Regions from separate parts of the Homo sapiens genome. Here region 2 is linked to region 1. Evidence: chromatin loops called from intact Hi-C (ENCODE). Cell type or tissue: endothelial cell of umbilical vein. All regions are shown on one strand. Each heading gives the region's core, and the rest is flanking DNA. Links, peaks and the distances in the headings are about the cores only. Region 1 overlaps ATF7-NPFF (ATF7-NPFF readthrough). Region 2 overlaps ATF7-NPFF (ATF7-NPFF readthrough).

Region 1 (16,110 bases), core at 3,546-11,545:
TCCTAGCTACTCGGGGGGCTGGGGCTGAGGCAGGAGAATCGCTTGAACCAGGTAGACGGAGGTTGCAGTGAGCCGAGATTGCGCCATTGCACTCCAGCCTGGGCAACAACAGTGAAACTCCATCTCAAAAAAAAAAAAAGAGTGAGGGTTTGGGGGAAGGAGGGAATAGTGTATTAACCAGGGGTATGATATTTGTAGGTTAAACAAGTCACTGTAGAGGGTCTGGGATTGCCAGGTATTTGGTAAGAGGAAATAAGCAGAACCTAGTTTATAAAGAAGAAAATAATATAATTTTTTTTTTTTTTTTTTTTTTTTTTTTGTGAGACGGAGTCTCGCTCTGTTGCCCAGGCTGGAGTGCAGTGGTGCAATGGCACGATCTCAGCTCACTGCAACCTCCATCTCCCGAGTTCAAGTGATTCTCCTGCCCTAGCCTCCCAAGTAGCTGGGATTACAGGCATGCGTCACCACGCCCGGCTAATTTTGTATTTTTGATAGAGAAGGGGTTTCTACATGTTGGTCAGGCTGGTCTCGAATTCCCGACCTCAGGTGATCCGCCTGCCTTGACCTCCCAAAGTGCTAGAATTATAGGTGTGAGCCATCATGCCCCGTCTTTTTTTGTTTTGTTTTGTTTTTGAGACAGAGTTTTGCTCTTGTTGCCCAGGCTGGAGTCCAATGGCGCAATCTTGGCTCACTGCAACCTCCACCTCCCGGGTTCAAGCGATTCTCCTGTCTCAGCCTCCTGCATAGCTGGGATTACAGGTGCCTGCTACCACACTTGGCTAATTTTTGTATTTTTAGTACAGATGGGATTTCACCATGTTGGCCAAGCTGGTCTTGAACTCCCGACCTCAGGTGATCCACCCACCTCGACCTCCCAAAATGCTGGAATTACAGGTGTGAGCCACTGCACCCAGCCAAAAAATATAATTTTAAGGAGATATGACAAGTAGTAGCTTATGCAGGGCTGTAAGTTTTCAAAATGTACTTACGATGTTGGCCAGTGCAGTGGCCCGGCCTTTTTATCATATATTTTTGAAAACCGTATTATAATATCATTAATTTCTCTTGTAATCCTATGTATTTCATGAATTTAAAAATATTACTCTAGGCTGGGCATGGTGGCGCATACCTGTAACCCTAGCACATTGGGATGCCGAGGCAGGTGGATCGCTTGAGCGCAGGAGTTTGAGACCAGCCAGGGCAACATGGCAAAACCTATTTTTAATACAATTCTTATCTTATATGCCTAGGGGGAGAATAAAAGTTTACTGAAGCTTTCTGTCAAAGTGATCGCCAGGCCAGGTGCAGAATGGCTTGAACCCAGGAGGTGGAGGTTGCAGTGAGCCAAGATCGTGCCATTGCACTCCAATCTGGGCAACAAGAGCAAGACTCCATCTCAAAAAAACAACGAAAAAAACCAAAGTGATTGCTAATCTGGCTATGTTTTACATAGTCCTTATATTTTCTCTCACTTATTAAGAGTTAACACTTCAGAAATTCTCTAGGATACTCAGTCCCAGTTGTCCTATCCTTGGCCACAGCTGGGGTGAGTGGGCCTAAGCCAGGGGGCTGTGGGTGCTTGGTACGCCCTTACTCATGGCAAGGGAATGGTGGGATGGACCCCCATAAGAAAAAAAGAAATTCTCTAGATTAGTCATAAACTTCATTCATAGGAAACCATCCCTCTGAAAGCAATTTCTCAATTAAAATAGCTAAAATTATTATCATAGTATTTTTTTAATAAGATGGGATCTCATTATGTTGCCCAGGCTGTTCTTGAACTCCTGGGCTCAAATGAGTCTCCTGCCTCAGCTTCCTGAGTAGCTGGAACTACAGGTGCACACCATAGTGCCTGGCTAAAAATAGCTAAAGTGTTACTAAGTGATAAAAATCGTGACCTAAGTAAAAATATATTCTATTTAATTAAAATGGGTGAAGGGACTCCCCAAAATATTTCCTTTTTAAATTATTCCCCATTAAAAAATCTAGTTCCCTTATTTGTTTGTTTTCTTGTTTGTTTGAGACAGGGTCTTGCTCTGTTGCCCAGGCTGGAGTGCAGTGGCACGATCTTGGCTCATTGCAACCTCTGCCCTCCAGACTTACGCAATCCCCCCACCCCAGCCTCCCGAGTAGCTGGGACTACAGGCATGCACCACCATGTTCAGGCAATTTTTGTATTTTTTGTAGAGACAGGGTTTCACCATGTTGCCCAGGCTGGTCTTGAACTCCTGAGCCCAAGTGATCTGCCAGCCTTGGCTTTTCCAAGTGTGGAGATTTACAGGTGTGAGCCACCCTGCCCAGCCCCTCGTTTGTTAATACCCTTAAAGGATCTTCCTTTGTTCTTTGGCATTACCTATGTCTAAGGTTTTGGCAAATAGCCACTCACTCAGGGAACACACTTGCCCTCACTGTAGGGTAAATATAATAACCATCTCCAAGGCAGCAGAAGGCTTAATACAAAATCAGGACAGTTTCTCTCCTCTCCTTTATGCCAAGACTAATTTGCACCCCCATCTGAAGACTAAGATCATCTAGATCTGCACTATCTGATATGGTAGCGACTAGCCACACATAGCTATTGAGTACTTGCAATGTGGCTAGTCTGAATTGAAATGTACTGAAAATCAAAACACACACTGGATTTCAAAGACTTAGTAAAATATCTTGTTAATAATTTTTATGTTGATTACATGTCAAAATGATACTATTTTGGATATACCAGGTTAAATAAAATATATTATTACAATTAGTTCCACTTGTTTACTTTCACTTTTTAATGTAACTACTAGAAAATCAAAACTTACCTATGTGGCTCACGTTTGTGGTTTGCATTGTATTTCTTTTGGACAGCTCTAATCTAGATAATATGCTCCAAGATCCCACGGGAATTTTAATCATGTACCAATCTTAAATCTTCCTCCCTAAATCCATTTTCTTTAAATGCAGTTTAGAGTATGTGGCAGTGGTTCTCAACCAGAGGTAACTCTGTCCCCCATGGGACATTTGACAATGTTTGGAGACATTTTTGTTTGTCACAACTGGGAGGATGCTACTGGCCTCTAGAAGGTAGAGGCCTGAGATGCTGATAAATATTGTATGGTGCACAGGACAGCCTCCCAAAACAAAGAACTGCATAACTCAAAATATCAGTTGTGTTTGTTGAGAAACCCTGATACAGAGTAACAGGGGAAGAGAAAAAGAAATAAGAAAAAAAGCTGCTTTTTAGTTTCCTTTTCCAAACTGCCAACACATGTTTTTAGACCTGAAACTTGGAAGAAAAAAAGCACAGGCAAAAAACTTCCAGCCTCATTTTATAAAATGGCTGATGGACTCCAGATCTGCAAATACTTAGGATAGGAAAATTAGGAAGATGGAGACAGAAGGCACTGTATTTGGGAGAACAGACTGAATGGAATTCTCATGCACTGCCTTGTTAGTAACAAAAAGATAATATAGAAGAAGCTAATCAAAACAATTTTGGCTACTTTTGATTTTTACTCCCTTATGAAGAAAAAAAGTAGCAAGAAAGAAGATTCTTTTCATTTAAGAAATACTAAGAAGCATAAAATAGAATGTCAGGACTATGAGGAAGTCAATCTGAAAACTGATACTACCTCCAGAATGGACAGGGAAAGTACATTTCCTATTAACAATTAACTTTCCATGAGACATCTTTGGTAAAAACTCTTTCCATTTCTAGTAAGTTTTACTCTCACCTATCCTTCTGTAATAGGAGAATCTAGAATCTCTCCTCCTCACAAACTTACTAAATGAACAGAGCTAAGTAAAGAGTTAGGATGGGCTGGGCGCAGTGGCTCACACCTGTAACCCCAACACTCTGGGAGGCCGAGGTTGGAGGATGGCTTGAGCCCAAGAGTTCAAGACCAGCCTGGGCAACATCGTTAAGACCTTGTCTCTATTTAAAAAAAAAAAAAAAGGAATGGCCTGAAGAACACAGATGGTGGAAACTGTAAATAAGGAATAAATCTCAATGAATAAAGTCTTAAGATTTTTTTACTTTTTTCTTTTTCTTTTTTCTTTTTTTTAGAGATGGGGGTCCCATTACGTTGCCCAGCTGGTCTCAAACTCGTGGGCTCAAAAGCAGTCCTCCTGCCTCAGCCTTCCAAAGTGCTGGGATTACAGGCATGAGCCACCATGCCTGGCCCTTTAAGACTGAGGTATAAAATACAGAAAATGGGCTGGGTGCAGTGGCTCACATCCTTAATCCCAGCACTTTGGGAGGCAGAGGTGGGCAGATCACTTGAGGTCAGGAGATCGAGACCAGCCTGGCCAACACGGTGAAACCCTGTCTCTACAAGAAATACAAAAATCAGCTGCGTGTGGAGGCGCGTGCCTGTAGTCCCAGCTACTCGGGAGGCTGAGGCACGAGAATCACTTGAACCTGGGAGGCAGAGGTTGCAGTGAGCCAAGATCATGCCACTGCACTCCAGCCTGGGTGACAGAGTGAGACTCCATCTCAAAAAAAAAAAAAAAAAAGCAAAAATCCTTAGTGTACATCTCAATGAATTTTTAATTTTTAAATTTGCATAAACCTGTGTAATCACTACCCAGTTCAAGGCATGAAACATTTCAGACATCACTGAAGCCTCCCATATATTCCTGTTTTCTTAAGCTTTTAAGTGAAATAATTATATAAAACAGTACAGTACCTTGGACACAGCACATATTCAACTAGTTCCCTCCTCTTTACTTTTTTAAAATTTTACTTATTTATTTATTGAGATGGAGTTTCGCTCTTGTTGCCCAGGCTGGAGTGCAATGGTGTGATCTCGGCTCACCGCAACCTCCGCCTCCTGGGTTCAAGTGATTCTTCTGCCTCAGCCTCCCAAGTAGCTGGAATTACAGGCACCTGCCACCACACCCGGCTAATTTTTTGTGTTTTTAGTAGAGACAGGGTTTCACCATGTTGGCCAGGTTGGTCTTGAACTCCTGACCTCATGATCCACCCGCCTTGGCCTCCTAAAGTGCTGGGATTACAGGCATGAGCCACCGCACCCGGCCTCCTCTTTACTTTTTTAAATTTCAAGAGAGACAGGTATTATAGTAAAAAAGTGACTTTTTTTTTTTGCAGGATAATTCTAAACAAGTAAATGCCTAGAGATACTGCAGTTCTTTTCCTAACCTCATTTAACCTATTCTCTAGACGTATTTTGAAATAGCAGCACTGAACAGACCCGAAAAGAAGGCTCAGAGCAAATGAGACGTAAGGCCAAACTAAAACTAAATTTTTGGCTTTTGACTCTGAGCCAGGCACAAGCATACGGGGATTAGGAATCTAACAGTTTCAAGCTAACTCCTTGGTAAAGCATTGTGACCAATGAAATTTCTCTGCAATATGCACTCAACTCCTAGCCAGATACATTCCTGAAATGTTGCTTTTGGCCACCACAGCACCCGTTTTCATGAGGATTTGCCTCACATTTAAAAACGCTCTTAATATCCTGACCTATGATGAATTCATGTCCCTTTCCTTGTTTTAGAAGAGTAGACTGGGGTAAGAAGACAATCAGAACTCTTTAGTTATTAGGAAATGAGCCCTGAGTGTGTAAACTATCAAGAAATAATACAAGGAACTGAGTTTACATTTGTGATAGTCTGAAAAGTAATTTATGCTGAAACCTAACTACCCCTTTTCTCCAAAGTTTCTGGGTTTGGCAGTACTTCATGGACAGAATTGCTTTCTTTTAATTCAGTATCTATACTTGGGCTTGGTTTTTTCTTTTCTTTCTTTTTTTTTTTTTTTTACACAGGGTCTCACTCTGTAGCTCAGGCTGGAGTGCAGTGATGTGATCTTAGATCACTGTAACCTCAAACTCTTAGACTCAAGCAATCTTCCCACCTCAGCCTACCAAGTAGCTGGGACTACAGGTTCGCACCACCATGGGCTATTGTTTTGTTTACTTTAGAGATGGGGTGTTGCTATGTTGCCCAGGCTGACTGCAAACTCTTGGCCTCAAGTGATCATCCCACCTCAGCCTTCCAAAGAGCTGGGTTTATCTGCACCCATATACTTGGGGGCGTATTTTGATGAAAGGAAATAGTATGAAAAAGTCACAGAAGACAGCACCACTGCACTCCAGCCTGGTCAACAGAGTAAGACTGTCTCTTTAAAAAAAAAAAAAAAAAAAGTCATAGAAAACTTGAGAAAAACTATGAGGAGTAAGTTCTAGAATAGTGATGCTGGTGCTGAGCAGGTGAAGGAAGAAATAACTGATCTTTTTTTTGAACACTATTTAATTAATCACTTCAAGTGATCACATATTCTGAAAGAAGAAACTGGAAGATCTGTAAAAGTCTTGACAAGGCTTCTTGCCCTCACTGCAGTGCTTCTGTTCCCAATGTCAGACATCATTTAAGTTTGGGAAAGCAGGGAAAGGGAGAAGAAGGAAGGGATTAAATACACACATACTTCAAACCAAACATAACTTTCATTTCTACCTTGGTCAATCCTAGGCTCCTGCTCTCTACTTCAAGATGTTTAGCCAATGATGGGAAATAAATAAATAAAAGGAAAAAAAAGATGCTACTGTTTGCTATGTGAGTCACACATCCTGCTTTGAATGTTTCATGGCTCTTAAATGAATCATTTCAAAGTACAGGATTGTTCAACAAATAAAATACAACCACAGCAACAGTAGCTCATATGCTGCATGTGTGAGCGACATAATTTATAGAGGAAAAACAAGAACAGAAAACTTTCCCCCAAAATACTCAAAGATAAAATGTTGTCAGGGGAATGAAGGAGGACAAACTAAACAGAGGAGCGGGGACAACCCACCAAACTGTACCTAAGGTAAATTCATTTGTCTATGGATTGAGGAATTTTCTGTTTTGGGAAGGCTGTTGGAATATCTTAAAGATTCTGGCAGCTTAACAAATAAGTCCACTGTATAAAGAAAAGGAATTTTGAAAGCAGAGATATTATTTGATAGTTGGTCTAGCTGCCATGCTGCTGCTACAATGTAAGCTCCTCAAGAACAAGGATCTCTCCATTTGCTTGTTCATGGACAAATCCCAAGCACCTAGAACGGTATCTGTACACAGTAGGTGCTTAATATTTGTTGAATAAATGCCAACTAGCACGTCTCACTAAAGTGCTACAAAGCAACCCCAACCTACAAAACTTTTGCCCATGTAGGCCGGGCACGGTGGCTCACGCCTGTAATCCCAGCACTTTGAGAGGCCGAGGCGGGCAGATCACCTGAGGTCAGGAATTCAAGACCAGCCTGGCCAACATGGTGAAACCCCGTCTCTACTTAAAAAATACAAAAAATTAGCTGGGTGTGGTGGTACGCACCTGTAATCCCAGCTACTCGGGAGGCTGAGGCAGGAGAATCACTTGAACCCAGAAGGCCGGTGAGCCGAGATTGTGCCACTGCACTCCAGCCTGGGGGACAAGAGCGAAACTTCATCTCAAAAAAAAAAAAATTTTTTTTTGCCCATGTGTGCAATGGTGGGACAATTTTCATCATCCATATCCAAAAGGAGAGTTGGTATCTATCTTAAACACCAGCTTTTTCCTACGGAACCAGAGGCTGGGCCCAGTCAGGACCAAGAATACCCTAATGCAAGGATGCAAGAAGATCAGAGTAAGAAACAAATAGAATTTCAAAAATTGTAACCACAGGAAAAAGACAAAATGGCAGCAATGGGGATTTAAATCATTAGGAAGGATTTGACTCTTGGGGGTGGGGTGGGTTTGAAATCATTCCCAAAGGAGATTTTAAAGGAATGTAAAATACATTACCTTTCTGTCCTCTTGTCCTTGTTTATGATTTTATTTTCTGCTATTCTTCTACTAACACTTTCTACCCAGGTCAGTCTCTTACTGATCTGCGAAGTCTATTTATTTTCAATTTTGTGCCTCCACACACATTCCCATATTCCTTGAAATGTGTTCCTCTCTCCATTGTTTACTGGAATACTACCATTTTTCTAGGCCCAGCTGAAATCCAATAGCTTTTTGAAAGCTTCTCTAATGACTCCAATCTTCAGTGATCTATCTTTCTTGAACTTGTATAGTATTCAAATGGAAATTTATTTATATAATTATACATATAGAATTTTAGTCTATATGGTCTCACAATTTTTATCTTTTTAAAGTAGACTGTATGGGCAGGCGCAGTGGCTCACACCTGTAATCCCAGCACTCTGGGAGGCTGAGGCGGGAGAATTGCTTGACCCCAAGAGTTTGAGACCAGTCTGGGCAACAAGGTGAAACCCCACCTCTACCGAAAAGAAAAAAAAAAAATTAGCCAGGTGTGGTGGTGTGTGCCTGTAGTCCCAACTAGGAAGGCTGAGGTGGGAGGGATCACTTGAACTGGAGGCAGAGGTTGCAGTGAGCCAAGATTGTGCCATCGCACTCCAGCCTGGGCAACAGAACAAGGATGTCTCAAACAAAGTAGACTGTAAACTACTAGAGGGTTAAAAACATGTCTCACACTTATTTTTTATCCTTTTCACCTGCCCCACCTCTGGGCTTGCCCAGTTTGGCACTCAATAAATTATTGCTTCAGTGATTGGGTAAAGTTTTATATAGTGACATAAGAGTAACTGTTGAAAAGCTTTATCACTCTTGGATTCTCAGACCTTAACATGGCACACTTTCAGAAAGATCTGATGGCTTTCCAACTCCATTTGCAAAGTAAATTTCACTGTTCAAATCAGTGAGAATTAGTGTATCCTCTTGCCTACTTTTTTTGATACCAGATTCCCTTTATTACAGAAAGGCACCTAAGACAATTACAGTATGCTAGAGTTATACTGCTGTTGTATGAAAGGACACTGGTGCCATGGTCTTTGTGGGTCAATTCACTTTCTTAGGGTATCTGATTCCAGCACTGAATTTTATTACCAATTAAAATGTCCTGTGAGGCCAGATACAGTGGCTTATGCCTGTAATCCAGCACTTTGGGAGGCTGAGGTGGGCAGATCACTTGAGGCTAGGCGTTTGAGACCAGCCTGGCCAACATGGCAAAACCCTGTCTCTACTAAAAATATAAAAATTAGCTGGACATGGTGGTGCATGCCTGATAATCCCAGTTACTTGGGTGGCTGAGGCACAAGAATCACCTGAACCCAGGAAGTGGAGGGTGCAGTGAGCTGAGATCACACAACTGCATTCCAGCCTGGGCGACAGAGCAAGACTCTGTTTCAAAATATAAACTAAACTCAACTAAAATACCTTGTGCAAAAAAATGTGAATTTACAAGCCATTCCCTTTTAAGTTCCTTCTTCAATCCCCAAACCACTAGTGGTAATTTTAACCACATCCTTTTGAGCATTTTCTTTTAAGATCTCAATTATTTGAATTTTACAGGCAGAATATGAGCATATGAGCATCTCATAGGTGTCAAACAGTGTCAAGAACTGGATTCCTCCTTTAAAAAATCGTACACTCCAGTATCTGACAAAAGGAAAAGTATGTTACAATTAAATCAACAAGCTAGTTAGAGGGGAACAGAAAAAGAATTTTAAACCCATAGTCAACACTGAGTTGTTGGGTCTTCATCGTTATGATCTGGGTTTAATAGCAATGCATTATTATTCTACATCAAACTTGTCCAACCTTTGGCCTGCAGACCACATGCAGCCCGGAATGGCTTTCAACATGGCCCAACATAAATTCGTAAGCTTTCTTAAAACATTATCAGATTTTTTGGCGATTTTTTTTTTGTTTAGTTCATCAGCTATTGTTGGCGTTAGTATATTTTTATGTGTGGCCCAAGACAATTCTTCTTCCAATGTGGCCCAGGGAAGCCAAAAGATTGTACACCTCTGTTTTACATTATACAGACCAATGGTATAACTATTCCTCTAAGTACCTAAGTTTTAAGCCCTCAGCCATACTGCAATACTTGCTTCTATTTTGGTTCCTTGTTCCTTCCTCCTGACAAATGTGAAAATTCATGAGCCCCATGGGTCAAGTCTTCTGCCAAGTAAGTTGCAGGTGCCCAATAAATCACAGCAAAAAGGAAACTGAGCTCCAAAGGTCATTTAGGCCAACTCCATCAGGGATTGGGCAATGTAGGAAAGAGGGTGGTAAATATAATTTCTTACCAGTTTGGGTTAAAAAAGATTAGTTTTTTTTTTTCAAATGTTACTTATTATTTGATGGGATTGAGAAATACAACCTCATCATAGGTATAGATATACTTAGCCAAAGTCCTGGTCATCTCAGTTTCTGCTATGTGATTCCTAAACACCATAGTCAAGCAGAAAGTATAATTCTTTGCTCTTTCTTCTCTCACACTCTCTTTTTCTGGGCGGGGGCGGGGGGGAGGGGGGCAGGGGGCAGAGTCTTACTTCATCACCCAGACTGGAGTATAGTGGCATGATATTGGCTAACTGCAACCTCTGCCTCCCAGGTTCAAGTGATTCTCGTACTTCGGCCTCCTGAGTAGCTGGGATTACAGGTGTGTGCTACCACACCCGGATAATTTTTATAGTTTTAGTAGAGATGGGGTTTCACCATATTGGCCAGGCTGGTCTCAAACTCCTAACCTCAAGTGATCCACCTGCCTCAGCTTCCCAAAGTGCTGGGATTACAGGTGTGAGCCCCTGTGCCTGGCCCCCTTCTCTTTTTAATAGTACTCTCTTATGACTTTTTTCAATAAGGCTATTGTATCAGCCTGTTCTCTCGCTGCTAATAACGACATACCCAAGACTGGGTAATTTATAAAGGAAAGAGGTTTTATGGACTCACAGTTCCACATGGCTGGGGAGGTCTCACAATCATGGCGGGAGGCAAAGGAGAAGCAGAGTCACATCTTACATGGCAGTAGGCAAGAAGAGCATGTGCAGGGGAACTCCCCTTTATAAAACCATCAGATCTAGTGAGATTTATTCACTATCAATGAGAGCAGCATGGGAAAAACCTGCCCCTCATGATTCAATTACTTCCCATTAGGTCCCTCCCACAATACATGGGGATTATTACAATTCAAGGTGAGATTTAGGAGAGGATACAGCCAAAGTATATCAGCTATAAACTATAAACTATCAGTCCTGAGAAGACTGTTGTCAATTAATGCCTTGTATAACTGGATTGCTCAGGAGAAGGGAGAGTAAGGCAGTGAAAGGGAAGGGGCAATAGGTTTGAGGAAGACATTATTGGTTTCTTAACCCAACCCCCATTTTTCAACCATTTTCTCTTGCTTGCCTCACTATAAAGGCTGAAAAGCAAGATATTCCTTTTTCCTATGCAGCTGGTATTAAACCTGTCACACAGTTCAGGCCAATAAGACAATGAAATCCACCGTGGTGGGGGTGGAGGATGGCACTTCTGATGTAAGGCTTTTGTCTCCTTATAAAAGGGAAAGCCAGAACAAGAGAGTTCCTGATGCTACCTGCCCCTTATTTCTTTCCCATCCTCTGATAGTGAGGCAACAGGAATGAGGATTAAAAGGTAAAAGCTAAAAATGGTACAGCAGAGAGAAAGAACCTAGGTCCTTGATAAACTTGCTTAGCTGCTGAAACAGTCCTAATTCTGGACACCTTGTGTTATAAATGTTGACACAGTTTTTTTTTGTTTTTGTTTTTGCTTTGTTTTGAGATGCAGTCTTGCTCTCTTGCCCAGGCTGCAGTGCAATGGCATGATCTTGGCTCACTGCAACCTCTGCCTCCCGGGTTCAAGCAATTCTCCTGCCTCAGCCTCCTGAGTAGCTGGGATTACAGACACACGCCACCATGCCCAGCTAATTTTTGTATTTTTAGTACAGATGGGGTTTCACCATCTTGGTCAGGCTAGTCTCGAACTCCTGACCTTGTGATCCGCCCGCCTCTGCCTCCCTAAGTGCTGGGATTACAGGCGTGAGCCATTGCGCCCAGCCTGTGTTCACACAGTTTTAAGCTACTGTTAGGTATTTGCATCTGAAACCATTCCTAACCAATATACGATTTTCAATATGTATAGATTCTACTTCATTTTCTATCTAAGGAACTTAGAAATGGAATATACAAGAAATTATTTTATTCTACATCTTCATGAATATTTATCAGTTGTATCCTAATGCTGAATTCTGTTTTCTTTTTCACATAATATACCAAATAAATTCCATCTCATCACCACCTATTGCCTCAAGCTTCCTTAGAAACAATGGCTATACACTGGGCTTTTAGGAAGAACAAGATGGTAAGAGAGTGGCACCTTACAATGCTGCTTTGGAAACTGGGGCAGTTAAAGATCACTCCTCACTAAAGAATGGAGTTTTAGACTGGAGCAGCATGTTTTCTTATTTCTCGCTGCCCCTCTTCCTCAATACCCAGTGTTTGGCTTTTTATCAAACTCCAGGGCACTCTTGGGAACTACGCTTAAGAATTAACAAGGATAGATCCATTATCTTTCCTTAGATGGCAGCTACTTACTTGGATGGGTTAAATGCTCAACAAACTTTAAAGGACCAGTGCCTAGGAGGCAGAGAAATCCCAGCAGCAATTCAGCCAGGCCTGGTCCTATGTCAGTTACATGGCTAATTGCTTTCTCCACAGCTCTTGCCTAATGGTAGACCTTTTAGTATTCTCCTATCCAGATGTAGCCACTTAGCTGGGGTACCATTAAAGTCCCCAAAGGGATAACTGTAGTTCTTAACAAAGCAAGAAAAGGTTATTTTAAAATCAAAATAATTATCACACAGCCCTATTAAGTTCTTGTTGACATTATACATTTCTATTTTTCAATCTCATCTCTCTCCCCAAATTCTTATTAGGATGTTATGAGGTACAAAATCCTTGAAAAACGTATCAAATACTTTTATCTTCTAATTTGCTACACATTAAGTGTTACAATTTCTGGATCTCACAAATGGGTGGGAAGGACAAAGTTACAGAGTGAAAAGTATGAACCTACTACATTGTGGTTTGGCTTGAGCTGCTGAAAATTTCACTGTGGAAAAACTATACTGTAAATACTTCCTGATAATACAGGAGTTTTAAAATTTTGAATGCTTACAATGCATTCAGAGTAGAGCACATACAAGTCAGTACTGAGACCACAATAACAAAAACCCTGCCCTGATCTTTAAGGCCTTATGCAGTTTAGTACTGTAACAGTCAAGCCAAAAGAAAATATATAACTGGAAGGTGAGGAGGGGGAGAGAACCAATGAGCGTGCTCACATGCACTCGTCTCTAAAACCGTCTCTAAACTTGGTTCAAGTTTACAAGGAGATTACGCACACACACTCTCTCTCTCTCTTTCTCTCTCTCTCCTTCCCTCACTTTAAAATAATACCAAAATACAGTATTAAGCTTTTGTTTTAAACAAGCTATCAAAGCTTACAGGCCCAGGGACTCGGAAACCACAGAAGAGGTTGCAGCCTGGTAAAGAAATAGGCAACGATAAAGGCTCAAATAGTTTGGCAGGTCTTCTATATAAACCATAAACTGGTCAAGTGCTCTAATTCTGCCCTGCTATCTTAATTTAATGCAGCAAAAAATTCTTACCATAATTTGTTGACATATTCATCTGATTATCTTTGTGTCTAACCAGGAAAGCTCTGATAAGCTATCTTTAGTTTTACAAAGTCAGGCAAATGGAAAACTTCAATTTTGGATGTTTACTTTCTAACCATAAGTGATATTTTTTAGAATGCTGGCCACAGACTAGAGGTCTACACTCAAAGAAGGCAGGCAGGCAGGTAGGGGCAAAGAATGAAATTGCAGCTAAGCACTGTGGCTCATGCTGGTAATCCCAGCTACTTGGGAGGCTGAGGCAGGAGGATCACCTGAGGAATTTGAGACAAGCCTGGGCAATATATATTGAAATCCTGTCTCTTAAAAAATTTAAAGAGTAGCCAGGCATGGTGGCACATGCCTGTAGTCCCAGCTACTTGGGAGGCTGAGAAAGAGAGAGAGAGAAAGGAGGTTCCCTTGAGCCCAGGTGTTTGAAGCTGCAGTAAGCTATGATTGTGCCACTGCACTCCGGCCTGGGCGACAGAGGAGGGCTCCATGTCTCTTAAAAAAAATAAAAAATAAAAAAGGAATCTACACTGCCTATCAGTAACACTTATCCACATACTTCTAGACAGTCATAGTGATCCAACACAGAAGAACAGCAGCAGCTGGGGAAATTGTCTTGTTCCTGTCTCATCTCCTGCTGCTCTCCATCACAGTACTAAACTACTTGCATTTTTTCTAAACACATCATGCTGTTTCATTCTCTTGCATCTGCTATTCTCTTATATGTGGAATGTTCTTCTCTACTTTCTCTGGGAAACTTCTATTTACCTTTCAAAACCTGTTAAAGCATCATTTCCTCCAGGAAGCCTTCTCTGATGTTTACCAGAATTCTCAGTACTTGCAAATATTTACATTATTATATTTATCATATTAGAATGTAATTACATTTTCATGTGTCTGACTCCCCTATAAGGCAGTGAATACTTTCATGTCTTATACATCTCTCTGTCACTAGTACCTAGCATGGTGTTTGGCACATTGTAGATGTTCAAATTTTTTTTTAATTTTTTTTTTTGAGATGGAGTCTCGCTCTGTCGCCCAGGCTGGAGTGCAGTGGTGCAATCTCAGCTTACTGCAACCTACCTCCGCCTCCCTCGTTCAAAGGATTCTCCTGCCTCAGCCTCCTCAGTAGCTAGGACCACAAGCATGTGCCACCATGCCCGGCTAACTTTTGTATTTTTGGTAGAGACGGGGTTTCACCATATTGGCCAGGCTGGTCTGGAACTCCTGACCTTGTGATCTGCCTGCCTTGGCCTCCCAAAGTGCAGGGATTACAGGTGTGAGCCACCGCGCCTGGCCATTCAAATATTTTTTATTGAGCTGAACCCACAGAGGCTTATGAAGGTCTGATTGAATTGAGAAAATTATTCATGGACTGATTTCTGGAAACCTGACCTCAGGCTTCCTCAAGGTTAGAGATACCAGGCAGATACATAAAGAATAAAATCAAATGCCTTGATCTTATTTTTACAAAGGATTTGTGTGCACTAAGTCTCTCACCAGAGACATTTGGGAAAACCCATGTTCAATTTTTGATTACGGTCTAAAATGATAACAAATTGTTCCAATTATATAGAACCTGCCACTCCATTATATCATAATGTAGACAAACCAGGAAGTGCTAATGGGATCCTATTAACCTTCATATCACATTACAACAGCCTAGGGGAAGAGAGGAGAGAAAGGAAAATACAAAGGCCATTAAAAATACTGATGGGTGTCAGGCAGGGGCTAAGAGGTTGGAACTTCCAGTCCTCACCTCTAGGTAACAACTCACTACAGTATAGCAAATGCAGATTTCAACCATAGTATAGTAGGCCGGTAATGCCTCCAGTATAGACCTGTCCTGCCAAAATACAACATACCAGGTGGCTTAAACAGAACTTTATTATCTCTCAGTTCTGGAGGCCAGAGGTGTTACCAGGGTTGGTTTCTTCTGAAGGATGTCAGCAAGAATGTGTTTCATGTCTCTCCTAGCTTCTGGCTTGCTGGCAGTCTTTGGCATTCCTTGACTTGTGGCAGCATAAATCCAACCTTCACATAGTGTTCTCCTGTGTGCGTGTGTGTGTGTGTGTGTGTGTGTGTGTGTGTGTGTGTGTATGTCCAATTTCCTCTTTTTATAGGACACCAGTCATATTGGAGTAGGGGCCCACCTTACTTCAGTATGACCTCATATTAACTAATGCCATCTGCAATGACCCTGTTTCCAAATAAGGTCACATTTTAAGGTACCTGGGGTTAAGACTTCACCATAAAAATTCAATTCAATCCATAACAGCTCACAAAGATATATCAATGTTCTAATTCTTAGAAGCTGTGAATGTTACCTTATATGGTGATTAAATTAAGGGCTTTGAGATGAGGGGATTATCCAGATGGGCCCTCAATGCTATCACAAGCGTCCTTCTAAGACAGCAGCAAAGGGAGATTAGAAACACACAGAGAGGAGAGGGCAATGTGAAGAAAGACATAGAGATTGAAGTGATGTAACCACAAGCCAAGAAATGCCGGCAGCAACTAGAAGCTGGAAGAGGCAAGGAAAGGATTCTCCTGGAGAGCCTTCTCAGGAGGATACGGTCCTCTTTAATATCTTGGTGGGCTTTTGGTCTCCCAAACTGTGAGATAATAAATT
Region 2 (16,110 bases), core at 6,581-14,580, 55 kb after region 1:
CAAGAATGGATAAATATAAATTAAGGTACTGCCTTATAATAAACTATCTTTAAGTTATAAAAGAATAACATTTTGAAAACTAAAAATATGAGAAAATGCCGTATGTTAAATGGGAAAAAAAAACAGAATATAAAATTGTACATGCACCATAATTGTAAATCTACAGAAAAGCAAACAAAATAATAAGCATAGAAAAGATAAGGGAATTAACATCAAAATGTTGATAATGGTTATCTCTGGATAATGGCATCCTAGGTGATTCTATTTTCTTCCTTGTACTTTTAGTATTTTTCAAAGTCTCTACAATAATCACAGATTGCTTTTAGTAAATCAAAAAATTATAATGTAATCTAATAAGAAAAAAGAATGCAGATATGCATGATTGAAAAAAGTCTGAGTTGGCCAGGCGCAGTGGCTCACTCCTGTAATCCCAGCACTCTGGGAGGCCGAGGCGGGCAGATCACGAGGTCAAGAGATCGAGACCATCCTGGCCAACACGGTGAAACTCCATCTCTACTAAAAATACAAAAAAATTAGCTGGGTGTGGTGGTGCATGCCTGTAGTCCCAGCTACCCAGGAGGCTGAGGCAGAAGAATCACTTGAACCCAGGAGGCAGAGGTTGCAGTGAGCTGAGATTGTGCCACTGCGCTCCAGCCTGGTGATAGAACAAGACTCTGTCTCAAAAAAAAAAAAAAAAAAAGAAAGAAGTCTGAGTTTAAAAAAAGAGGTCCATATCTGCCTATTCTAAAGCACTAAACAGTATATTTAAAAATTATACAAAACTACTCATTTTCTAACTACAAAGAAACAGAACCAAGTGACAAATTAAGTTCAAAAAGGACCATAAAAAATTCTAAAGTTATAAACCGTTTCATATAGAAACAAACACGGTGGAAACTCGTTTATAAACACACAAGGTAAAACAGGCAATTCAAAATAGCTCCTCCTTTTGTTACCTTCCAGGACCCATTTTGAATGCTTCCTAACAACAATTATGCTTATATCAGACAATCAGAAATTGCCCCAACCATGCATCACAAAGGGAATATAGAGCTGAAACCAAGTTTAGCAGGTACCGAATACCTTTCAGCTCAGTACAAACTAGCTGAAAAACTTAGAAAGGTACCCAAACAGAGCTCTATGGGCTCTATTTCTTTATGATAATAAAAAAATTATATGCAAACAGCTCTCTTTTAAACACACAACTTCAGTTACCACGTTTCAGACTCTAAGATAATTTAGCTGCCATTAAGCAAAGAGTACAAATACGAGATCTTCGCCACAGCAGTCTCAACATTTTATATTCTCCCTAGGATACTCAGTGCTGCTCTGATTTCCATTACATCTAGCAAAGTGACTTAAGATTCCAGTTAACACATGAACTGTGAGACTATAATGCAGGTTATGGGAACCCCAGAAAACAAAGTAGACTACTCAAGTTTTACTAGGCAGTAGATTATTTAGGTATTAAAATTTCTCTTCATAGGCCAGGTGCCATGGCTCACACCTGTAATCCCAACACTTTAGGAGGCTGAGGTCAGAGGACAGCTTGAGGTCCGGAGTTCAAGACCAGTCTAGCCAACAAAGCAAGAGCCTGTTTCTTTTCTTTCTCTTTTTTCCTTTTTTTTTTTTTTGAGACAGGGTTCTGCTCTTGTTGCCCAGGCTGGAGTCCAATGGTGTGTTCTCAGCTCACCACAACCTCTGCCTTCCAGGTTCAAGCGATTCTCCTGCCTCAGCCTCCCAAGTAGCTGGGATTACAGGCATGCGCCACCACATGCAGCTAATTTTGTATTTTTAGTAGAGACGGGGTTTCTCCATGTTGGTCAGACTGGTCTCCAACTCCCGACCTCAGGTGATCTGCCCGCCTCAGCCTCCCAAAGTGCTGGGATTATAGGCATGAGCCACTCCGCCTGGCCACGAGACCCTGTTTCTTAAAAAAAAAAAAAAAAAATTAGCCATGCACAGTGGTGTGTGCCTGTAGTTCCAGCTACTCGGGAGCTCGGGAGACCGAGATGAGAGGATCCCTTGAGCCCAAGAGTTCAAGGTGGTAGTGAGCTATGATCACACCACGGCACTCCAGCCTGGGTGATAGACTGGGACTCTTAAAAAAAAAAAAAAAAGTTCATAAATTCTGGATTAATTTTCCATTGAATTATTTAGCATAATAATAGTTTAGCATATATTATCTCAATACTAAATCAAATGTCCCAAAAGGATATGCTGAAAGCATATATGTACCACTATAATCTTAAACTAATTAGCCTTATTGTTTTAAATGTTATGCTTTTTTTTTTTTTTAGACAGGGTCTTGCTCTGTCGCCCAGGCTGGAGTGCAGTGGTGTGATCTTGGCTTACTGCAACCTTTGCCTCCTGGGTTCAACAGATTCTCATGCCTCAGCCTCTTGAGTAGCTGGGACTATAGGCACGCACCACCACGCCCGGCTAATTTTTGTATTTTTAGTAGAGACGGGGTTTCACCATGTTAGCCAGGCTGGTTTCGAACTCCTGACCTCAAGTGATCCGCCCGCCTCGGCCTCCCAAAGTGCTGGGATTACAGGCGTGAGCCACCGTGCCCGGATTTTAGCCTTATTGTTTTATATTAGTGTTTTGTAAAGCACTTGCTAACAGACTGGAAAACTGAGGCAGAGAGTTACAAAATATATATAGACAAAAAAGGTCAAGGGGTTAAGGTCAGTCTGATCCTAGTTACCTGTTCTCATACATTCCAAACGAGATACAAAAATGGGCCAGGTGCAGTGGCTCACACCTGTAATCCCAGCACTTTGGGACGACGAGGCAGGTGGATCCCTTCAGGCCAGACGTTGAAGACCAGTCTGGCTAACATGGTGAAACCCTATCTCTACTAAAAATACAAAAATTAGCCGGGTGTCATGGCAGGCACCTGTAATCCCAGCTACTTGGGAGGGTGAGGTGGGAGAATCACTTGAACCCAGAAGGCGGAGGTTGCAGTGAGCTGAGATCACACCACTGCACTCCAGCCTGGGCAATAGAGTGAGACTCTGTCTCAAAAAAAAAAAAAAAAAAAGGTACAAGAATGGACACCACATCTATTTACAACCTCTAAAAAGTTGTCTACTTACAACTGAATCATGTTTTACCAACACTTCAGAGCGTAACAGGTACTGTTATATATGCTTATTATATATAAACATGTTACATATGCTTATTATATAAATAAATGTCCCGAAACATGAATTTGAGGGGCTACATGTTCTGGGGTATCATTTTATTTAGGAAAATTAAGTGATGCTCATAGTTTGTTTTTTATGGTGAGTTTTCTTGTTTGTTTGAGACAAGGTCTCGCTGTCACCCAGGCTGGAGTACAGTGGCATGATCACAGTTCACTACAGCCTCGACCTCCTAGTTCAAGTGATCCTCCTGTCTCGGCCTCTTGAGTAGCTGGGACTATAGGTGCACACCACCATGCCCAGCTCATTTTTTTTTTTTGTAGAGACAGGGGGTCTTGCCATGTAGCCCAGGCTGGTCTCAAAATTCCTGGGCTCAAGCGATCCTCCTGCCTTGGCCTCCCAAAGTTCTGGGATTACAAGGGTGAGCCATTGTACCCAGCTAATATTCACATTTTTAACATTAAGCATGTTTTATTGTAATTATTTTAAAATTCATTATCCAGGCTGGGTGTGGTGGCTCACACCTGTAATCCCGGCATTTTGGGAGGCCAAGGTGGGCAGATTACGAGGTCAGGAGATCGAGACACTCCTGGCCAAAATGGTGAAACCCCGTCTCTACCAAAAATACAAAAATTAGCTGGGCATGGTGGCACGTGCTCCGGAGGCTGAGGCAGGAGAATCGCTCAAACCAGGGAGTTGGAGGTTGCAGTGGGCCGAGATCACGCCACTGCACTCCAGCCTGGTGACAGAGCGAGACTCTATCGCAAAACAAACAAACAAACAAACAAAATTCTTAATCCAGTAATAGTATATATGATGAGTTAGCAAACTTCAACTCATGGGCAAAATTCAGCCTATCACCTATTTTTATATGGCCCACAAGCTAAGAGTAGTTTTTACATTTTTCTTTTCTTTTCTTTTTGAGACAGAGTCTCACTCTGTTGCCCAGGTTAGAGTGCAGTAACGGGATCTTGGCTCACTGCAACCTCTGCCTCCTGGGTTCAAGCAATTCTCATTCCTCAGCCTCCTGAATAGCTGAGATTACAGGCATGTGCCACCATGACCAGCTAATTGTTTTTCAATTTTTAGTAGAGACAGGTTTTCACTGTGTTGGCCAGGCTGGTCTCAAACTCCTGGCCTCAAGTGATCTGCCCACCTCAGCCTCCTAAACTGCTGGTATTACAGACATGAGCCACCACTTTCAGCCAGTTTTTACATTTTTTCAACGGTTGAAAAAAAATCGGAAAGAATATGTTGTGATATGTGAAAATTATAGGAAAACAGCTGCATTTTTGTTCTTATTTTTTGAGAAGGAGTCTCGCTCTGTCACCCAGGCTGGAGTGCAGTGGCACCATCTCAGCTCATTGCCACCTCCACCTCCTGGGTTCCAGCGATTCTCCCACCTCAGCCTCCCGAGCACCTGGGGCTACGGGCTCGCACCACCACACACAGCTAATTTTTGTATTTTTAGTAGAGACGGGGTTTCACCATAGTGGCTAGGCTGGTCTCGAACTCCTGACCTCAAGTGATCCTCCTGCCTTGACCTCCTAAAGTGCTGGAATTACAGGCATGAGCCACCGTGCCTGGCAGCTGCATTTTTCTTTTTCTTTTCTTTTTTAAGATGGAGTCTTTCTCTGTCACCCAGGCTGGAGTGCAGTGGCTCGATCTCGTCTCACTGCAACTTCCACCTCCCGGGTTCAAGCGATTCTCCTGAGTAGCTGGGACTACAGGCGTGTGCCATCACGCCCGGCTAATTTTTGTATTTTTAGTAGACATGGGGTTTCACCACATTGGCCAGAATGGTCTCAATCTCCTGACCTCGTGATCCACCCGCTTCAGCCTCCCAAAGTGCTGGGATTACAGGAGTGAGCCACCTTGCCCAACAGCTGCATTTTTCAAGGTTGGTGCTCTAAGACTACAGTTCTCAAAGTGGGCTCCAGGGATCCCTACAGATCTTTCAGGGGGTTCATGAAGGTTAAATCATTCATGAGTAAAAGATCTATTTAAACAGTAAGTTAGGCTGGGCAAGGTGGCTGGCTGGGCGCAGTAGCTCTCGCCTGTAATCCCAGCACTTTGGGAGGCTGAGGTGGGCAGATCACCTGCAGCCAGGAGTTCGAGACCAGCTTGGCCATCACTGTGAAACCCTGTCTCTACTAAAAATACAAAAATTAGTTGGGCATGGTAGCGCGCACCTGTAGTCCCTGCTACTCGGGAGGCTGAGGCACAAAAATCGCTTGAACCTGGGAGGCAGAGGTTGCAGTGAGCCAACCTCACAGCACTGCACTCCAGCCTGGACGACAGAGCGAGACTCTGTCTCAAGAAAAAAAAAAGGCAAGTGAGGCCAATGCATTTTTAAAAAATTTCCCAATGATAGCTATTTATCCTGAGCCAATGCATTTTAACATAGCAGTACTAAAAAGTTCACAGATGTGGTTTCAAATTCTATACCACAGCTAACCTTTATGAAACTATCACTTTTCAGATTTTGCTGTAGTATCAAAGAAGACTATATACAATTACCTGAAAATAATCCTTTCTTTTCCCATTACATCATTTTCTTCAAATACTTAAAATGACATATCTTAACAGATTGAATGCAGAAGCAGATATGAGAATCCAGCTTTTTTCTGGTTAGCCAGACATTAAAGAGATCTGAAGTTCTTCCCCCAAATTCTTTTTAAACAAAATAGTTATTTATGTTAACATGTAATGGGTTTGTTATTTTAAAGTAAATTAATAAATATTTTAAAAACTTATCTCATAATTGCTAATATGCTAAATATCAACAGATATAACCCAGATAAACAAATGCTCTTTGGAGTCCTCAATTATTATTTTATTTTATTTTTTCTGAGACAGGGTCTTACTCTGTTGCCCAAGCTGGAGTGCAGTGGCACAATCTCAGCTCATTGCAACCTCTGTCTCCCTGGCTCAAGTGATCCTCCTACCTAAGCCTCCTGAGTAGCTGGGACTACAGGAGTGCACCAACAAGCTCGGGTAATTTTTAAAATTTTTGTAAAGACAAGGTCTCACTATATTACCCAGGCTAGTCTCAAACTCCTGGACTCAAGCAATCCCCCCACCCCCACCTCAACCCCCCAAAGTGCTGGAATTACAGGTGTGAGCCACTAGGCCTGGCCCTCAATAATTTTTAAAAGTATTATGGGGTGAATTCCGAGACCAAAAAGTTTGAGATCCACTGCTTTAAGAAATACACAAGCAGTAGAGGGCCCTAGATTGATCAAACAGAAGGCTGAAATTAATTTCTGGATTTCAAGCTCAGACATGCAGAAACTGGCTTCAAAGAAAGGAGCCAGCTTAAATAGACCAAATAGTTTTGCAGCAAATGACTGAAAACAGATGAGAGTGAGAATTAGGCTGAATCATAAGTTAGGCAACACATAGCCAAAGCTTAGGAACCTACCTGGAAGCAGCTTCATACAGGCAACTACTTGAAGTTTTTTTTTAAGGCTTTCTAGGCTTTCAGAGGATTCCAGGACTATTTTGAGCTATCCCCAGAAAGGTTAATAAAGCAAAAACAAAGAAGCAACAACTTGCTAAAGTGACAGCAGGAAGCAAAGTTAGAAATAACTGGAGAACATTGTATTTATCTATGTTTGGCCTCAGTGTGCATTTTAGAAGTTGAAAAACTCCTGGAAACCAATAGGATGCTGAACAAAAACTAAACAAAAAATTTTAGTTTGTTCTGCCATTTTCAGATAAAGTATGATCCTCAAAACAATAAGCCAAAAGTAATCAACCCCAAAACACTGATCTTTTAAAATTACCTTTTAATTTAAAGGACCAATTTAAAATCTTAAACAGGCTGCAAAGAACAAAAAACCTGACAGGCTTTAATATTAAAGTATAAGATTGGTTCTGGATAGGAAATAGCTGCACTATCCCACAATGACAATCACTGAGACACTTAGAAGTTCTCAGGAAAAAATATTTATTTCCTAAGTCTGTCCACATATTTTCAACAGTGATCTATTTGGGGTTATTCCAATGCTCGCCAATTCACTCTCACCAGTCCTAAACATGTAAGTGTAAAGTATTACCAAACTACTATTGACCAAAACTTCAAAAAATAAGTTAAAGAAAATGGTGTTGGCTGGGCGTGGTGGCTCATGCCTGTAATCCCAGCACTTTGGGAGGCCAAGGCAGGCGGATCGCCTGAGGTCCGGAGTTCAAGACCAGCTTGGCCAGCATGGTGAAACCCTGTCTCTACTAAAAATACAAAATTAGCCAGGCATGGTGGCAGATGCCTATAATCTCAGCTACTCAGGAAGCTGAGGCAGGAGAATCACTTGAACCCAGGAGGCAGAGGTTGTGGTAAGCAGAAATCATGCCACTGCACTCTAGCCTGGGCAACACGGCAAGACGCCATCTCAAAAGAAAAGAAAAAAAAAAAGAGCTGGGTGCGGTGGCTCACGCCTGTAATCTCAACACTTTGGAAGACCGAGGCGGGCGGATCACAAGGTCAGGAGATTGAGACCATCCTGGCTAATATGGTGAAACCCCGTCTCTACTAAAAATACAAAAAAATTGGCCAGGCATGGTGGCGGGCGCCTGTAGTCCCAGCTACTCGGGAGGCTGAGGCAGAAGAATGGCATGAACCCGGGAGGCGAAGCTTGCAGTGAGCCGAGCTCGTGCCACTGCACTCCAGCCTGGGTGACAGAGCGAGACTCTGTCTCAAAAAAAAGAAAAGAAAAATAAAAAAGAAAATGCTGCTACAGGAGTCATGTTGGTACCAGAAATATGATGTTAAATAAAACCAACAAGGTGTTATTCAAGTTTGATAAAACTTAAATATTACTGGCAAGAAACTTGGTACCAACATGATTCATTTACAGTAATTACGTCACATTCAACAAATCATCCTGATTTTATAATATAGTTAGGGGCTGGATGCGATGGCTCACACCAGTAATCCCAACATTTTGGGAAGCTGAGGCAGAAGGATCCCTTGAGCCCAGGAGTTTTAGATCCCTGGGCAAGAGAGCAAAATCCTTTCTCTGCAAAATAATTAAAGATTGGCTGGATCGGAAGTGAGGGGGTGTGCGTCTGTAGTCCCAGCTACTTGGGAGGCTGAGGCAGGAGGACTGGAGGATCACTTGAGCTCAGGAGTTCAAGGCTGCCAGTGAGTTATGATCACGCCACTGCATTCCAGCCTGGGTGACAAACCCAGACCCATCTCTAAAAATAATGATAATAATAATGAGTCAGGCATATTCCTATTTCAAAAAGAATGGTTGTGCCCTATTTTTCAATCTGACAAAATGTTTTTTTCTTACTGCATGGTAATTTTAAGCCCTCCCCAAAAATTGACCGGTTTAGCACACAAACATTCCTCGTCTACTACAGCAAAAAGAAGCAATCTATCAGATCAGGAGAAAACAGTAAGGAATTCCACTCAAAGGAAGCAAGCTGGGTTTTGTGAGAAGGTGGGGCTGTGGCAAAACATGTGACCACAGATGTCCATGCCACAAGCTCATGAAATGACTTTCTAAGCTAAATCTTGGCTCCCGTTAGTTTACTTTTGGGTTTTTTTGAGCCAGGGTCTCACTCTGTTACCCAGGCTAGAGTGCAGTGGCGTGATGTCAGCTCACTGAAACCCCCGCCTCCCAGGCTCAAGTAATCCTCCCGCGTTGGCCTCCCAAGTAGCTAGGACTAAAGGCGTGCACCACCAAGCCCAGCTAATTTTAAAATTTTTTGTAGAGATGGGGTCTCCCTGTGTTGCTCAGGCTGGTCTCGAACTCCAAGCTCAAGCAATCTGCCCACCTCAGCCTCCCAAAGTGTTGGGATTACATGTGTGGGCCAACTCACCCAACCTACACTTTCATAGACTTTCATGATATTTATTAAGAAGAGATACAATATTGAAAAGAAAAAAAGAAACTTTATGCACATTCTGGTTTCAAATGTATGGGAACACTGAGGATTAAAATTGCCAAAAGATGAGAAAAGGCGTGGCCGGGTGCGGTGGCTCATTCCTGTAATCCCAGCACTTTGGAAGGCTGAGGCGGGTGGATTGCCTGAGCTCAGGAGTTCGAGACCAGCCTGGGCAACACAGTGAAACCCCATCTCTACTAAGATACCTAAAAAATTAGCCAGGTGTAGCAGCGTGTGCCTGTAATCCCAGCTACTCAGGAGGCTGAGGCAGGAGAACTGCTTGAACCTGGGAGGCGGAGATTGCAGTGAGCCGAGACCATGCCACTGTACTCCAGCCTAGGCAACAGAGAACGACTCTGTCTCCAAAAAAAAAAAAAAAAAGGTGAGAAAAAGCTAACAACCTGAAGTCAAGGGTTTGTAATGAGTTTTACTGTAAACTTATGTATTATTTCTTTCTTTGAGACAGGGTATCACTTTGTTGCCCAGGCTGGAGTGCAGTGCTGCAACCTGGGCTGGCTGCAAACTCTGCTTCCTGAGCTGAAGCAATCCTCCCGCTTCAGCCTCCCAAGTAGCTGGCGCTACAAACGCATGTCACCACACTCAGCTAATTTTTGTATTTTTTATAGAGACAGGGTTTTGTCATGTTGCCCAGGCTGGTCTCGAACTCCTGGGCCCAAGCCTCCCAAAGTGCTAGGATTATAGGTGTGAACTACTGTGCCCAACCAATGCTTATGTATTATGTCCTTCTTAAAACTACTATACTAGGCCAGGCACAGTGGCTCACACCTGTAATCCCAGCACTTGGGGAGGTCAAGGTGGGTGGATCATTTGAGGTCACGGGTGCGAGAGCAGCCTGGCCAACATGGTTGAAACCCCGTCTCTACTAAAAATACAAAAATTAGCCAAGCATAGTGGCAGGCAACTGTAATCCCAGCTACTCGGGAGGCTGAGGCAGAAGAATTGCTTGTAATCAGAAGCCGGAGGCTGCAGTGAGCCAAGATTGTGCCACTGCACTCCAGCCTGGGTGACAGAGCAAGACTATGTCTCAAAAAAAATTTTTTTAAATAATAATAAAAAAAAGACTACTATACTAACTCACCTTTGCTTTGGTTGGGAACCTTCGTTAAATGTTTGCCTACAAAATTTTAAAAGCTTATCTTTTTATACAAGTTTATCTTTTCATACAACCTTTCCTGAATTGTAACACTCATCCTTCATTTCCGAGGAAGTGATATAGCAAATACTTTCAAAATTGAATTGAATCTTGCCTCATTGTAAACAGGCAGTCAGTCCATTATACAGAAGACCAAAAAAAAAAAAAAAGTTTTTAAACAAAAGGACAAACAAGAGAAAGGAAGGAAACAAAATACTATGATTTAACAGGAACAAAACCCAACATTCTTTCAACACAAAGTGTCCACAAGGGAAATGTCGAAGAGAAAATGTCATGATAAAATATTTTTAAGATATAAAATGACTCCAATGCAAAATATTTGTTGTTGTTGATTTTTGTTTTGTTTTTAGCTCAAAGGAGTTATTATTTCTCGTCATTTATGTTCCTTACTTGTGTTTATCCATTCCCACTGGGTCGACAGAAACATTTCAATTTTATTTTCTTTACAGTCTATTTTTCTTCCTGATTCTTCAAGAGTAAGTTCCTTGATCTTAACTTCTATTTATGAAAGTTCTGGCCTGAAAAGAACCTTGAGGGGTTATCGAGTCCATCCTTCTGCTTTCCAGGAGAATTCATAACTAATGCTATCAGATGGATGAGAAGGTATCAAAAGAAAATGCATTGTTTCCCTGCCTAGTAGCATGCTAATTTAATATGCACATTCATTCACGATTTGCAATTTTTTAAAAACGAAAGTAAAAATTAAAATGCCAAAAGAGGAAGGTACTTAAAAAATGCATTTATCAGCTAAAATTGCTCAAACATAAATTCAACTGTCAGGTCTAAAATTAACAAGCAGGAAAAGTTGCTGCCTGCCAATGTAAAGTCTTTAGTCCCTAGAGATGTCTTCTGAAGTTGTATCTCATTTGTAGCACCCTTCACCTACAACACTTAGACCTGGCAAACTTAGACCATCCTTGCCAATAAACTACAATTATAAATGGCAATTGTGTGTGTGTGTGTGTGTTTATAGTTGGTATAGGTTTTTATTCCAAACAGAAAATGAAAAGTTAGGGTCGGACGCGATGGTTCTTGCCTGTAATCCCAGCACTTTGGGACGCTGAGGTAGGTGGATTGCCTGAGCTCAGGCGTTCGAGACCACCCTGAGCAACATGGTGAAACCCCATCTCTACTAAAACACAAAAAGTTAGCCGGGCGCAGTGGTGGGCACCTGTAGTCCCAGCTACTTGGGAGGCTGAGGCATGAGAATTGCTTGAACCTGGGAGGCAGAGGTTGCAGTGAGCCAAGACTGCACCACTGCACTCCAGCCTGGCTGACATAGCAAGACTCTGTCTCCAAAAAAAAAAAAAAAGAAGAAAATGAAAAGTTAGGTCTAAATTGGAGATGTCAACATTACAGGGAAACTACATAAAATTGTTTTCAGAGAGTAGTTTAATTCTTTCATTTCTAAGTTGAAATGTCCAGGGAATAAAGTTTTTTTCCTAAAAGAGTTTCCAAGGGCAGGTGGCTCACACTGTAAGCCCAGCACTTTGGGAGGCCCAGGTGGGCGCATCAACTGAGGCCAGGAGTTTGAGACCAGCCTGCAACATGGTGAAACCACGTCTCTACTAAAAATACAAAAATTAGCCAGGCGTGGTGGCATGTGCCTGCAGTCCCAGCTACTTGGGAGGCTGAGGGGGAGAACTCCTTGAACCCAGGAGGCAGAAGTTGCAGTGAGCTGAGATTACACCACTGCACTGCATCCTGGGAGACAGAGCGAGACTCCGTGTCAAAAAAAAAAAAAAAAAGAAAAAAAAAAGAAGAGTTTCCAAAACAAGCTGGGCATGGGGGCCCAGCCTGTAATTCCAGCACTTTGGGAGGCCAAAGCAGGCAGATCACCTGAACTTAGGAATTCAAGACCAGCCTAGGCAACATGGGAAACTCTGTCTCTACAAAAAATACAAAAATTAGATGGGCACGGTGGCGCACATCTGTAGTCCTAGCTACTCAGGAGGCGGAGGCAGGATAATCACTTGAGCCCAGGAGGCAGAGACTGCAGTGAGCCAAGATGGCGCCATTGCACTCCAGCCTGGGAGACAGAGGGAGACCCTGCCTCAGAAAAAAAAAAAAGTTTCCGAAACAGAATTTCATCTAATGTCAAAAAATCTGGCCAGGCACAGTAGCTCATGCGTGTAATCTCAGCACTTTGGGAGGCTAAGGCAGGAGGACTGTTTGAGCCCAGCAGTTCGAGACCAGCCTGGGAAACATGATGAGACCTCTACAAAAAATAAACAAAATTAGCCAGGCATGGTGGCATGAGCCTTTAGTCTCAGCTACTCAGGAGGCTGAGGTAGGAGGATGGCTTGAGCCTGGGAGACTGAAGCTGCAGTATGAGCCATGATTGTGCCACTGTACTCCAGTCTGGGCAACAGAGTAAGACCCTGTCTCAAAAAAAAACCATGGCCGAGCACGGTGGCTCACGCCTGTAATCCTAGCACTTTGGGAGGCCGAGGTAGGTGGATCACTTGAGGTCAGGAGTTCAAGACCAGCCTGGCCAACATGATGAAAACCCATATCTACTAAAAAAATACAAAAATTAGGCCGGGCGCGGTGGCTCACGCCTGTAATCCCAGCACTTTGGGAGGCCGAGGCGGGCGGATCACGAGGTCAGGAGATCGAGACCATCCTGGCTAAAACGGTGAAACCCCGTCTCTACTAAAAATACAAAAAATTAGCCGGGCGTAGTGGCGGGCGCCTGTAGTCCCAGCTACTTGGGAGGCTGAGGCAGGAGAATGGCGTGAACCCGGGAGGCGGAGCTTGCAGTGAGCCGAGATCCCGCCACTGCACTCCAGCCTGGGCGACAGAGCGAGACTCCGTCTCAAAAAAAAAAAAAAAAAAAAAAATACAAAAATTAGCCAGGTGTGGTGGCACATGCCTGTAATCCCAGCTACTTGGGAAGCTAAGGCCTGAGAATTGCTTGAACCTGGGCGGCAGAGGTTGCAGTAAGCCTGCCACTGCACTCTAGCCTGGGGAACACAGCGAGACTTCGTCTCAAAAAAAAAAAGAAAAAGAAAAAAACCACAACCAAAAGACAGTAACAAAATAACAACAAAAAATCCCTGCAACTATGAAGAAATATGGTTAATTTTCTATAATTATTTGAAAATGAAAAAAAAACAGGACTAGAAGTCTTGGAAATGGGAAAATTATAATTTTTTAAAATGTGGGGCAAGGGAGGTCGAGTACAGAAATCGTAGACTAGTGAAATATTATTTCTCAGAAAGATTCTAAATGAATTATTAAACAGATCACTTATGAACCACTGGCAAGTTATGCAGTGATCTATAAACAGTAGCATAAGATACCCAAACAGCAACTAATATGCAACTTCATTTTCTTTTTTGACAGGGTCACTAGCCTAGGAGTTCAGAGATGTCAGAGGCAGAATATACTGCATTTGGATTTCAACAAGATACCTCTTGCTATTTCATAGAAAATAAAGGTTAGATTATATAAAATGGCAGGTGGGATTCACAACTGAATTTTATCCAAAAGTTGACTAACAGGTTAATGTTAACATAATGATAGTCTACTCATGTTGTATAGCATTGTTCTACCCTTATACATGTTTACCAGTGACCTAAAACAAAAACACAGGTATCATGTTTATCAAATTTATCAATAATACAAACATATGAGAAATGGTCAAGAGGTGAAATGACATTATCAAGCTAAAACAACAAACCAAATTAACAAAATGATAATTACAGGGATAAATGTAAAGTTGTCAAAAAATCAACTACATGGCCGGCGCGGTGGCTCACGCCTGTAATCCTAGCACTTTGGGAGTTCAAGGTGGGTGGATCACTTAAAGTCAGGAGTTCGGGACCAGCCTAGCCAACATGGTGAAACCCCGTCTCTTCTAAAAATACAAAAAAAAAAAATTAGTTGGGTGTGGTGGTGCAGGCCTGTAATCCCAACTACTCTGGTGGCTGAGGCAGGAGAATCGCTTGAACCCGGGAGGCGGAGGTTGCAGTGAAACAAGATCGAGCCACTGTATTCCAGCCTGGGTGACAGAGCAAGACTCTGTCTCAAAAAAAAAAAAAAAAAAAAAATCAACTACACAAACTAATGTGATCTTAGGCTTTAAAAACAGAGGCATAGAGTGCAATAAAATAGAAGTTGTGATTCCCCCCGTAGTTTGTATTTATTAGATTATATCTGAGATGTTCAGACCTAGATGAGGAACCATAAACCACTCAGGTAACTAACTTGATGAAGAGCCTGATCTTTTATTTAAAATGTCACTTAAGAAATCGTACGGGCTGGGCTCAGTGGCTCATGCCTGTAATTCCAGCACTTTGGGAGGCCGAGGTAGGCGGATCACTTGAGGTCAAGAGTTCAAGACCAGCCTGGCCAAAATGGTGAAACCCCGTCTCTACTAAAAATACAAAAATTAGCTAGGCATGGATGGCGGGCACCTGTACTCCCAGCTACTCAGGAGGCTAAGGGACAAGAATCGCTTGAAACCGGAAGTTGGAGGTTGTAGTGAGCTGAGATCGCACCACTGCACTCCAGTCTGGGAAACACAGCAAGACTCCATCTCAAAAATAATAATAATAATAATAATAATAGAAATAGCTGGCCGGGCGTGGTGGCTCACACCTGTAATCCCAGCACTTTGAGAGGCCGAGGAGGGCAGATCACGTGGTCAGGATATTGAGACCATCCTGGCTAACACGGTGAAACTCCGTCTCTACTAAAAATACAAAAAATTAGTCAGGCATGGTGGCGGGCGCCTGCTAGTCCCAGCTACTCGGGAGGTTGAGGCAGGAGAATGGCGTGAACCTGGGAGGCGGGGCTTGCAGTGAGCTGAGATTGTGCCACTGCACTCCAGCCAGGGCAAAAGCGCGAGACTCTGCACTCCAGCCAGGGCAAAAGTGCGAAATTGCGTCTCAAAAAAAAAAAAAAAAATAGCTTAAAGAACTTGGGGTATTTACCCCAGAAGAGATGCCTCCTGTAATCCCAGCACTTTGAGAGACCAAGGTGGGGAGATGGCTTGAGCCTAGGAATTCCAGAAGAGCCTGGGCAATGCAGGGAGACCCAATCTCTACAAAAAATTTAAAAATTAGCCAGGCATGTTGGCATGCGCCTGTGGTCCCAGCTACTTGGAGGCTGGGAGGACTGCTTGAGGCCAAGAGTCCTAGTTACTCAGGAAGCTAGGACTAGAAGATAACTTTAGCCTAGGAGTTCGAGGTTACAATGATCTGTGATCACGTCACTTGCACTCTAGCCTGGGCAACATAGCGAGACCCTGTCTCTAAAAGAATGAAAGCGATAAGTGTCATGAAATACTTGAAGACTACCATGTTAACAAGGAACTAGATTTATTTATTGTGGCTTCAGATAACAGAGCTAAAGAGCTTCAGCACAATGTAAAAAATGTTCTAAAAGTAAAGCTCCAATAATGGAACAGGGTATCTGTGAAGTGGAGACTTTCTCCTTAGAGTATTCAAAAGTCAAAAGACCAACCGTCTTTTAACACATCATACCAACTCTGATGTGTTTTCACATATCATAAATTTATTTGATCCCTCCTAAAAAAACCTTAGGGGAAGGCAACATGTCAAAATGAGTAAATGTCAGAGAAGCTTAAAAATTATTTTCTTTGACATATTTTTAAAGAGACAGAAGACTTTTTCATGAACTCCAAAATCGTAGGACCATTTTCTGAGAAACCAACAACAAAAGAAATGAATGCTTTTTCCTTTTAAATGAATGCTGCATTTGTTTTTCTCAAAGAAACACCTGTACCTTAACTTTAGTACTTTTATTAAGGGATAAGGGACAATTATATACCAGTATGCTAACTAGTCTCAAGAAAAGAGCTAGCTTTATTAGACATTTACGTGGAGTTCTATCTGTTCCACCTAAAACTTCCTTGCAAGGAGA

The links. A loop is a pair of places that touch in the nucleus more often than their neighbours do. Peaks named below come from ENCODE experiments on the same cell type or tissue, not always from the same donor. Only the 100,000 strongest peaks of a DNase experiment are listed, where the experiment ranks them.
Region 2: a loop joins it to region 1, with 4 times the contacts of the local background. A loop is called at or near these places in 15 of 110 quality-filtered maps.

What each region holds. Positions count from the first base shown.
Region 1 is chr12:53,555,200-53,571,309 of GRCh38, forward strand. The region is part of intron 2 of ATF7-NPFF (ATF7-NPFF readthrough); the gene reads right to left. The region is part of intron 2 of ATF7 (activating transcription factor 7); the gene reads right to left. The region is part of intron 2 of LOC124902937 (a long non-coding RNA gene); the gene reads left to right. Among named protein-coding and RNA genes, the nearest start is that of ATF7-AS1, 49 kb to the left of the region's middle. RefSeq lists an enhancer at 13,857-14,426. In endothelial cell of umbilical vein, for the core only: no CTCF peak of the experiment used is centred there; DNase peaks (open chromatin) are centred at 5,422, 6,622 and 9,962; H3K27ac peaks cover 2,631 bases.
Region 2 is chr12:53,607,538-53,623,647 of GRCh38, forward strand. The region is part of intron 1 of ATF7-NPFF (ATF7-NPFF readthrough); the gene reads right to left. The region is part of intron 1 of ATF7 (activating transcription factor 7); the gene reads right to left. Among named protein-coding and RNA genes, the nearest start is that of ATF7, 11 kb to the right of the region's middle. In endothelial cell of umbilical vein, for the core only: no CTCF peak of the experiment used is centred there; DNase peaks (open chromatin) are centred at 10,524 and 10,584; H3K27ac peaks cover 1,749 bases.